Linked DNA regions of Mus musculus: region 2 is linked to region 1. Evidence: chromatin contacts called from ENCODE Hi-C data. All regions are on one chromosome and are shown on one strand. The core of a region is the stretch at or near the end of the contact, and the rest is flanking DNA. Distances in the headings are between cores, read along the strand shown. Region 1 has its middle 6.7 kb from the start of Gm46334. Region 2 overlaps Gm35135 (predicted gene, 35135).

Region 1 (5,430 bases), core at 496-2,995:
GTCATTGCTATAGGCACGTCACATTAAACACTTTTAAATGCTATTACTCTCACATTTTAAATTAATAAACTGTACAATGGGTAAATAAACTGCCTGGTGCTATAAAACGTGAGAGCTGATGTCAAAATACAAAGCCTGTCTCCCAGACCACTAAACTCTTCTGCATGTTAATACTATCATATTTTGGTTCATATTCTTTATTCCCATTGATTTTTTTTTCTGTAGAGTATTCTTGTCTCCCCTGGAAAAGTGTAAGTTCTTTAAAGAAAAAGACCTATGTTGCTTTCCCTCTGGAATTTATCTAGTGGCTAGAATATCTCAAGATTGATGAATTACTGCAGTTAAGCCATAAGAATACAGTATAAAATACTTAGCACTTCATGATTCCAGAAAAAAATTAAAATTATTCTCTCCAATTTCATTTTTTAACTTACAAGTAAACTGCCTATCTCAGGTATTAAGAACTAAGAACATCCATGCTTTTTTCCTTTCCTCTGGCGGCAGCCATCAGGTGAGCCAAGATGGGTGCATACAAGTACATCCAGGAGCTATGGAGGAAGAAGCAGTCCGACGTGATGCGCTTTCTTCTGAGGGTCCGCTGTTGGCAATACCGCCAGCTCTCTGCGCTGCACAGGGCTCCCCGCCCCACCCGGCCTGATAAAGCTCGAAGACTGGGATACAAGGCTAAGCAAGGCTATGTCATTTACAGGATTCGTGTCCGCCGTGGTGGTCGTAAACGCCCAGTTCCTAAGGGTGCAACTTACGGCAAGCCTGTCCACCATGGTGTTAACCAGCTGAAATTTGCCCGAAGCCTTCAGTCTGTTGCTGAGGAGAGAGCTGGGCGCCATTGTGGGGCTTTGAGAGTCCTGAATTCCTACTGGGTTGGTGAAGATTCCACATATAAATTTTTTGAGGTTATCCTCATTGATCCGTTCCATAAAGCTATCAGAAGAAATCCTGACACCCAGTGGATCACCAAACCAGTCCACAAACACAGAGAAATGCGTGGGCTGACATCTGCTGGCCGAAAGAGCCGTGGCCTTGGAAAGGGCCACAAGTTCCACCACACTATTGGTGGTTCCCGCCGTGCAGCCTGGAGAAGGCGCAATACTCTCCAGCTCCACCGTTACCACTAATACACGTGATATTTGTAAAATTCATATCCAATAAACAATTTAGGACAGTCAAAAAAAAAAAAAAAAAGAACTAAGAACATCCATTATCGTTCTCTCTCCTTGGATGAGTTGTCAAGGTCATACCCATCAATAATTGGGCCATTACGATATCATTCTGATCCAAGTTGACGTCAATGAGTGGTCCTTGAGGATCAGGCTCCTTTCAGTGTTTTTCTGCTGGCAGTAGTTCACCTTTCATTTAGTTTTCCTCCTCTCCTCTCTGGGATTCTGCATGGCTGAGACCTAAGATTAGTTGCTTGCAGAAGAACGGGTAGGCGTTTATAGGAGGCTCTGGTATAATCATTACCCATTCTCCTCCGAGCACAGCCTGGACCAAATGCCTGGATTCGTGACTGCTGCAAAAAAACATTGCTCAAATACATAAGCCTATTCTTTAAGATAGAGCTTTCTAGATGGGGAAGAAAAAGTAGAAAAGGTTGTCTTTGCAGTTATTTCTGCAAAGTGACCTGAGAACAGAAAGGGCTCACAATAGGTATTTTCTGAAGGAACGTGTGAATTGAAATGTTTTCTGAGTTCTCTATAAAGAAGATGTCATTCCCAGAGGACTGGCTTTCTGCCAAAGGCAATTTCCTTGTACATAATTCTCTGCCACCTTTTTCTTACAAAAGCCAGCACCTCTAGCATATTTTTTTTCTCATAGGCTTGTGATTCATTCATGAGTCCTTTACTAACTGCCTCTGTGTGGGTTAAAATTCATGTGAAACAGGGATGAAGAGCTGACAGAATGCCCTAAAGCACATGACTGGTAGCTTCTAACCCTTGATTTGATGTCTCTTGAGACCTTGAAAAGTTTGCAACTTTTTCTTTCAAATGTCCCAGGTCTCCTGTGAAAATTGACCTTTGTTCTCATGGCAGAAATGATCAACTATATTTTGGCTTGATAGTCTGGCCATAAACAACTGGAGTAAATATAAATACACATCTACATACCAGATATACATTTAGGGATCACAAAATGATGATTTATTAGGGAAAACTTAAGAGTGTAGAAAAAATGTATTTGCTTATTTCATTACTGTAGGAGTAACAACGATATGAACTAACCAGTACCACCCAGAGCTGTGTTTCTAGTTGAATATGTAGCAGAGGAAGACCTAGTTGGCCATCAGTGGAAGGAGAGGCCCTTGGTATTGCAAAGATCATATGCCCCAGTACAGGGGATTGCCAGGGCCAGGAAGCAGGAGTGGGTGGGTTGGGGAACAGGGCAAAGGGAGGATACAGGGGGCTTTGAGGATAGCATTTGAAATGTAAATGAAGAAAATATCTAATAAAAAAACGCAAAAGAAAGCAATGCTTTCAGTTAGCATGCTGCATTAGTTAGGAGTAGTTACAGTAGTGTTCAATGGTTTAGTCTAACAAAAGCTTATTCCCTGTCTCATATATAGTTCTGCACTGAGTTCTTATCTGAGGACCAATATCCGTGGATATTTTTTCTACTTTGTAGCTACAGCAAATAGAAAATGTCAAATTTTCAGTTATGTTCTGAATTGATCTAGACTGAAATTTCATACATGAGCTTTATAGCATTAGCCTGGAAATGACCATTGCAATTGGCCAAGAATTATTCTGAAGAGAGTCACATGGATCCACTTAAATCAACTTGAAGGAGAAAAATTCAAGATTAATATTTGGTAATCCTTGCTCTCTGTTCCCACAAAACAAGTGCTACATCTGTCCTGATGTATATTGATGTCATTGGAAAACCAGTTAACATTAAAAAGAATAAAATAATAATAAAGAATAAAATTAGTCAGATTATTATTCTAATCTGTTTCCTTCCAGCATCTTCTCTAGTCTTGCATTCACTGAAGATCATTAGTGAAGAGTAACTAATACATTAATCATTCAAATGGTCCCTATACAGCATATCTTTATTGCTCAGGACAGAAGTCATTGCTCCTCTGCCCTTGTTGAACCATGGCAATGGATCTCCAGTTGCTGAGATAACCCAAGTTTACCCTTGTTCCCAGCAACTTACAGATGCTAAGAAAGTTCTCCTCTTCCCTCTGCTCTGGAACACATTAGAACATTTGAGCCTAGAAATACCCTCCAGCTGCTTTCTGACTTGAAAGAATCAGCAACATTCAGGCCCTCCGTCCCTTTCTGGATGTATTCTAGGTCCCTGTGCCCCTGCCCCCACATGCATGTCACATTCTCTCTTCTAGAACAGTACTAAGTGCATGATTGTGCAAAGAGAAACTCAGGAAAGATCACTCAGCCTCTAGGCAAGCTTAGTCGGTATCCCTACAGATGGATACAGTCAGAATTTTTTTTTTGAGAGGACAATTATTTTGGACTTAATATACTACAGTACTTTTTATCATTGAGAAAGTTAAAAGGTTGAGGTATGGGCACACTGAATGACCACCCTAAGATGAAACACCTACATAGCAGCAAAACTCATTAAGATTTTTAGTAGCTTAAACTCTTAGGAATTATCAAGGGGACAGGGGACAGAGGAAGCACATATAAAAGAAAGAAAAAGCATTTAAGCATAATTTCTTTTCATCTTTGCTTAGCCTTTTCTTTTGTCTTTTGAGGAAACTTAAATCAAAGATACTATGCCAATTAGAACTCAGCACACAAACTAGGACAAGAGGATGTCTGAGGGCAGGTAGGAAAGAAGAGACTGTGTGGAACAACCCTCCTATCTGTTCTAACAAGTCCAGTGCAATAATCGCACCAACAGCTACAGAAAATATAATTTAGAATTAATTCAGGCAGTCCCTCGGTGTTTACAGATAAGTGTGTTCAGAGAGAGCACTTTCATCTCCAAGAGCCTAAAGTATAGGCATGATGTTACAAACCATTTACCTTCTTTGAAGGATTCTTAAAAGATGTTAGGACAAAACATGTTGTTCCAGTTTGTGTTGAATCTCATAATACCTACACCAAGTAGACGTGGCCATTTTCATTGAAATTCTAAGGCAAGTAAAAACTATATAGTGAATAGTGGAATTCATTAATAAACTCAACATACATTTATTGGGTACTTAATTCTAAGCAGCCTTTGTGGTAGCTATTCAACAAACACAAAAGAACTGCCACCTTCCTGTAGTGCCCAAAATGCTAAGAAAGTCTGTTTTTCCTGCACACAGGTGACATTTTTGTCCTGGGGTCTGGCCTCAATGGCAAATTTTGTCTTTCACAATCATTCTTCCACTCTTCTGATATAGAGGTAAAAATAACAGCCTGGAAATAGAACCATCTGCTAGGAGGCCTAGCTCTAGCTTGCTGGCATTCCTTTGATTACTAAGAGACTTCTGGATCCACTCTCTCCTGTTAGATAATAGACACCCCACAATCACAAAGCAGAGCAAAATAGTTACCTGTTATCTCAGGAGTGAAGCACTAACAATGGGGACAGCTTACCTGAGAACACCTGCAAACACAGTTCTGTGCACATGGAGCTCATGGAGTCTACAGTGTTGGCTCAGATAACACTATAGGAAAGGCTACATGTTCTCTGTAGATAGTAGTTGCTATTAACATTTCCCATTTACTCTTTGACTAGCTTGTATGAACATTACAACCTAGTCTGATGCCTTAGTCTGATGCCTCCTTTTATCTAGCCCCATAGAAAACTCTACTTCCTTAGATTGGACCATGTTTTGGCTATTGAGAAGGGTTATGAATTGTTTTATTGACCATTCTCTTAATAAACTCTAAAGAACCCTTGCCTATAGCTCTACACATTCTTTACTTGGGCTCTGTCTCTCAGCTACAATGATGTTGACGTATTCATCTTTCACTTAGGTAGCCAAGCTGACTAAAGCTAACTATGAGCAGCAAGGATGTTTGTAACATCACTCCTATTGAAAATATATGGTTTAATATCACAGTAAATTTTCAGAACAATATAGGCCACTTTTGTTGTCCTGCTTCAATAGATGCAGAAGCAGTGGATCTATGTTACAAATATTTAATAATCAATTAGAATGAACACATTTTCAGGTTTTATGAGAGTTAAAACACTCTTTCTACTATTGAAGTTCTCACTGAGGCATTAATTAAGATATAGGCAAAGAGAACAGAAAGTGGAGAGCTAAACATCAGGATTAAAATTTGTAAATATGAGATGGCAGGGAAAGAAAGGAAATATAATGCAAATATGTGAGCAACACTCAATGTGAGCTAAGCAACTCCCTGGGCAGAGGACTGACTGGATGAAACTTCTAAAGTAGTTTGTTTTCTTTCTTGTTTTGTGGCCATTTAGTAATTCCTTATGACAGAG
Region 2 (5,723 bases), core at 2,233-4,732, about 40 Mb after region 1:
GGCAAAACAGTACTAATCTGAGTTTCTCCTATGCTGTCACTGTTGGATACTATTGGGCTTCCATATTCGTTGGAAGGTAAACGATACAGTCTATGTTGGTGCTGTCCAACCCTGAAAATGGCTAGTGCAAATGAAAAGCATCATTTTAAACTTCATTTTATCCGATTCACTTACATTTAAAAATAATCAAATGGCAAGTTGGTACATGCCTATAGTTCTCCTAATTTGGGATGCTGGGGCAAGAAGATTGCCACAATTTGAGACTAGCCTGAGCTACAGAGTTAGACCATGTCTTGAGAAACAAATAACTAAACCCAATAAAGCAAAGGATAATTAAAATGTAAGTAACCATATATCTTAACTGGTGGTAAAATAAATGTCCGTAGAATTATTAGTGATCATCTATTCTTTTAGATCCTGAGTCTTAGGCTGAGTCTCATTGGATAGAGGACGAGAAGATGAAAAGAGAAGGGAAGATATACTTGGGTGAGGGAATCAGAGAGCAGTGAACTAGAAGCAAGAAGAACCTGGTTCTGTTACTGAGCAGGTAGGCAGTCCCCTTGGTGTGAATTGAAAGTCCCTATGACAGGCAAAGAGGTAAGAACAGGTTCAGGGAGGCTAATCAATGTTTCTGATATTATACAACTAACAAGCAGCAAGCCAAGCTTTAGGACTTTAGAAGACAGCTTTCTTTCAGATGCCAGGTTTCCCAACAGCTCGCTTCACCAAGATGGTTAGGAATCTGGATGCTGGATTTACGCAACTTTAGTTGATGGCCGTGATCATCTCTAAATTGAGAGCTGAAAGGTGCATCATCCAAAAGTTCTAGGATTGTGAAAGAAATTCTGCAGAGCTCCTAACAGTTCCTGGCTTGTAATAACAGTTCAGTCAGCTTTGGGCCAGGCTTATTAAGTCAGAACTAGACCAGAGAAACAACAGAGTAGGCGTTAGTCAATCAACCCAGCTTTTAAAGTGAGGACTGCCTTGCTGAAACTCTTACAGAGAATAAAGGGAGGGAGAACCCACGAGTGGAGCAAGTCTGGAATCTAGAGGCCTCTGAAAAGCACTTGCACTCTTGACCAGGTCTATGAACTCACATGAACAGATAGAAACAAAATGACTTTCTTTTCTTCTAAAAAAAAACCAAAAAACAAAAAACAAAAGCAATGCAGGCTGTCTTAGATAGAAGACTGTCTTGAAAGCAGCTAGGAGGATGGTCTGAAAGCCCACCCCCTACAGTGACGCACTTCCTCCAACAAGGCCACACCTCCCAACAGTGCCACTCCCTATGGGTCCTATTCAAACCACCACACAGGCTAATCCGGGATTATTTTAAAATCTCAGAAAGAGACTGGGAAGCAGATTTAGTCTGCTGAAATACACATTAAGGCGATGATTGATGTTCATATGTTGGTATACACCGTTCCAGTTTTCTCTGTTTTTATCCGTGTGTGCCAGCTCACTCTTTATATGTACATCAGGGACCTAGAGAACTTTCATACTTTGGGGTTGTTACTTTGACACACAGTTACTTTGTTGTCAAAATTGACATTCATGGCTTTATCTTCAGCCCCTCTCCAAGGTCTTAGTCCCAGCCCCAACAGTGGGTCCACCAACATTTTTTTCCACCACAACCAACAGGGTTCCATTGCTCCTCACACCAACTAGTACTTTATCTGTGCTTTAAACTTCTGTAATGAGTATGTAGCTGTATGTAAGTATAGTTTTAATAAGCATTACCCTAATAACTAATGTTGTTGTTACCCTCCATTTATCTTTAATCAGAGAACATTTTACTTATTTTCTATTCATCTGCATTTTTATTGTCTACTGTTGTGTGTTTGCTAAGACCTTCAGTAGGATGCTAAGTGGAGTGGTGAGAACAGACTTCCTTATCATATTCTTGCTTATAGGGAGAAAAAAGTCTTTTCTTTCAGCATTTAATATGATTCTAGCTCAAGGTCTAGTGTAGGTGCTCTTTATTGCCTAGAGACATTTTATTTATTCATTCATTTATTCATTTATTGGTTACTGAAAGCATTGTGCATAAATATTGAGATGAGCATATCTATCGATAGATTTTTCAGTATTCAGCCAGTCTAGTATTCCTAGGATAAATCTTTGTCATGATATGCTATCTTATTATATGTGTTGTATTTGATTTGTTGTGTGTACTTAAAGAAGATAATATAGTAATTTATATATACACTGATTGGCAATTTTTTCAAAATTCATATTTTCTTAAATCTAGAAGAAATAGATGTTTATAATAAAAGCTTGTGAAGCTGGAAAGATGGCTGTGTGGTTAAGAGCACTTGCTGTTCTTCCAGAGGACCTAAGCTTACAAACACCTATATTGGGCAACTCATAACTACCTGTATCTCTAGTTCTAGGGTATCTAACAAACTCTTCTGACCCTCATAGGAACACACACACACACATACACACACACACACACACACACTTCAGCATATTTGCCTTTCTCTTTTCTATGTTTCTTTTGCTGTAGGAGTAGACAGTTATATGTATTTTATTTCAAGTTCAGTAGATTCAAAATCTGGGCTGAGAAATGAGAAATTTCCAGCCCACACAAACCAACTGTTCTAATTAGCTGATAAACCCTGAAAAAAAAATTTGCATCTTTAGCAGAATATGAAGGGGAAACTGCTCTATGTTTAAAAGCCATTATCAGTGACAAAGGTCAAGGGAAAGGAGGAATGCAGGTACTAGGTTCCTAGAAGTTTCGACTGCTGTGTCTCATAACAGTCTTTACCCTACAACAGTGCATTGACATTTTTAAAAAACGTTCTTTCATTAACAAAAATTTCTGGCGCTAGAGAGAGCATCGGCCATCTTTTAAGTTTTATTTTCTAAGACATTTTAATTTTGAGATATGTCTTCCCTAAACAAGTGAGCCCTTTCATTTTTTAATTAAAAAAAAAAAGATGATAAAAGTTAAAGCATTCCCTATTCCAGAAACATGAATAGTTTTTAGGTACCCTCTTCAGACTTATTTTCAGAACTTTAAAAGTCTGGACACCCCCTCCCCCAGTTTTGCTTTAGGAGACTCCAGCTGGTTACTCCTCACATCCTCATGAAGGCACGCCCTGTTTTATATGTGGGACAGAGCTCAAGATAATGGCTAGTCTTACCCGAGGCCTCATGGCTACTAAACATTTTTTTTTTTTTTTCTGAGACTTTGTTTGCTCATTTGTTTGGGTTTTTATCTAGACGGAGCGGGGAGGCGTGGAAGGGGGAGGGGGCGGGAGCTCCTCCGGTCCCTGCCCTGAGTTAATATGATTCTAGGTCTCTCAAACATTTGTATGAGAGGATGAACTTGGATGTTTGTGTTGTTTCTCCTGCTTTATACTCTCCTCGCATAGACCACAGCTGAGAGTTTTAGAGAAAAGGCGCTTTGGGCAAGTGCAAAGTGGTATTGTCGAGTTGCTACTGGAGCTGACTGTGAGGGCCAAGAAAATAGGACAGAGAAAAAAGGAAGTAAAATAAGTCCCAGTGAAACCTTCTCGCTCAGAGGAAGGAAAGCAAACACTGAAATATTGCTTTTTCCTGGCTGTCTATTAAAGGAGAAATTTGCCTACTGTGCTGGAAGAGTCTTTTATCCATCGTTTGGTTGCTGTGAAGCATCCAGCCTGAGGTTTGTTTTTGTATGCACACGGGCTCATTCTGTTACTCACAGTGAACGCCACTGACAGTGTGTGTAGAACAGTTTCAACATCTCTCTGACTAGAAACGATGTCGCTTTGCTTTCATCGGTCAATAATTTGAACCAGAGCCAGTTCTCAGAAACAGTGCAATCAAGATGTTTTCTGCCAAATCGATCTATATTTGTGAAATATCTAAGGTTGTTGTTTGCATGATGGTCTTGTTTTATTTGAATAATGGACTGACTTGTCTAAAATAAAGTGCTTCTTGAGCATTTTGTGGAACTTAACATAGTTTTGTTACTTTTAAAGTTTATGTCAAAGGTACTGTAAATTAATAAACTAATATAAAACCTTTGAGTTTAGCAGTATAGAATTGTAATGATATATTATGCAAGGCAGTACCCCAACATTCTATTTTCATAAGTCCAAGGTCATCGGTCTAAATTACAATTATACAATTTCTGTTATTTTTACTAGTGATTGGTATAATTTGACTAATTATTGCCAAAACAATAGAAGTTGGCTCTGACTCAAGCTGCAACAAATGGTTTTCTATGGGAGATGAACAAGGAAACAGTGGCTTTTTTTCCTCTTGTCACTCAGTGAGGCACTGTGATTAATCATAAATATTGGATGGGGGAGTGGGCATATAGAGAGCTTTCTTTATTTTCCAAGATCTTCTTACTTGGTTGGGATAGAAGGCAACCCTCCAGAGAGAGATAAATGAGTGTGTTTAGAGAAACATCACTTTGACTGACTAATTGGAAGGATGGTGGAAGAAAATCCCACAGGAAATGGCCTGGAGCCTATGACTTTTAGAGTCAATGCTTTTCTTAGGCAGAGCAAACATTCTTTTTAATGGCATAAAAATCCATTTAAATTGAAAGTGCCATCTGCCAAACCTTCTAATCGGACCACAGGTTCAGGAGTAACCATTATCCAATAAGGAAATAATAAAATGTTTTATGAAATATAGGATGGACTTGTAGACAGTAAGAATGTGATTATTAGTGGGGATAATTTTGAAAACACACTTGTATTTTTAGGAATTTTAGACATCACATGGTTTATTAAAAATCTTTTTAGCCTTCCCAGGGTTTCCCAGAAACTTCTTTGACTGTTTTTGCCTTAAGATTCAAATAAACTGAAAGTAAGAGATCTTGGTCATTGTCACTGTGCCAAGGTATGAGATATGTATGAGAGCAGGTAATACAAAATCGCAGTGCCCCATAAGGCGTTCAGGAGAACAGGTTCCTCCAGCTGGCTGTGCCCTTAAGATGCTTGGATTTGCATGAGAGTTTCTGGGAGTCCTCAGTATCTCTACTGGGACTCAAACCCCTTGGCCCCTAGGCACAAGAGATGAGTGTCCACAGCTAACAAGTCCATTCTGGGCCAAGCGTTCCAGCTCCAGATGGTGATGTTTCTTGCAGCCACATCAAGGCAGAGATGCGAACACAAATTCTGTCTTACGACCACCTCTCGTAAATTCTACGCAGAGCTTTCCCATCCCCCTAGGCAGTTCACAGTCTGTTAGGCAGTGAGTCATGCAACAGCAATTGTCTTCTGTGAGGCTGGCCCTTTGGGGTGCAGGCTCTGTAAGCCCAAGTTGTTTGTAAAGCATCACAGATCACTCTATCAGGATGCAAAACCAAGGGGACTTTGTTGTTCATTTGTAGCCTTTGCCTGTGTGTGCCTCATGCACTTCATGTACCTCATCCTTGTCCGGGAAATCCTCTTGCTTCAGTCTTCTGAGTGATGATATTAAAAAAATTTGTGTTACTGCAAAAAAAAAAAAAAAAAAAAAAGACTTGGAATCTCTTCATGGAAACCATAACAGGGGAGGGAGATGGTTCGGGGGCTCGAGTGTTTGTCATGAAAGCGTGAGGATCAGAGTTCAGATCCCCAGAACTACATAAAGGGGGTTGTGGTAGCTCATACCTGTAATCCTCGAGTGCTTATGACAAGAGAGGAGGCAGAGGTAGATGGGTGAATCCCTATCGCATGCAGTCCAGCTAGCTTAGTGCATACAGTGATGAACAGCGGGAAGCCCTGCCTCAA

Evidence for each region. Hi-C counts contacts between places; a loop is a spot of excess contacts on that map.
Region 2: a loop to region 1 is called in a map of T-helper 17 cell, with 83 times the contacts of the local background. The contact joins two enhancer-like sites. A Hi-C loop is called at or near these places in 3 of 37 maps with a recorded cell type or tissue (T-helper 1 cell, T-helper 17 cell and regulatory T cell).

What each region holds. Positions count from the first base shown.
Region 1 is chr12:12,022,522-12,027,951 of GRCm38, forward strand. It overlaps the pseudogene Gm4294. Among named protein-coding and RNA genes, the nearest start is that of Gm46334, 6.7 kb to the right of the region's middle. Within about 2 kb of position 1,746, at least 1 of the 3 ENCODE cell types and tissues checked has a DNase peak (open chromatin) inside an H3K27ac peak, as active enhancers do.
Region 2 is chr12:52,471,029-52,476,751 of GRCm38, forward strand. It overlaps Gm35135 (predicted gene, 35135), which reads right to left. Exons shown (of 3, transcript NR_136881.1): 3 at 4,711-5,444. Among named protein-coding and RNA genes, the nearest start is that of Gm35135, 6.7 kb to the right of the region's middle. Within about 2 kb of position 3,483, at least 1 of the 3 ENCODE cell types and tissues checked has a DNase peak (open chromatin) inside an H3K27ac peak, as active enhancers do.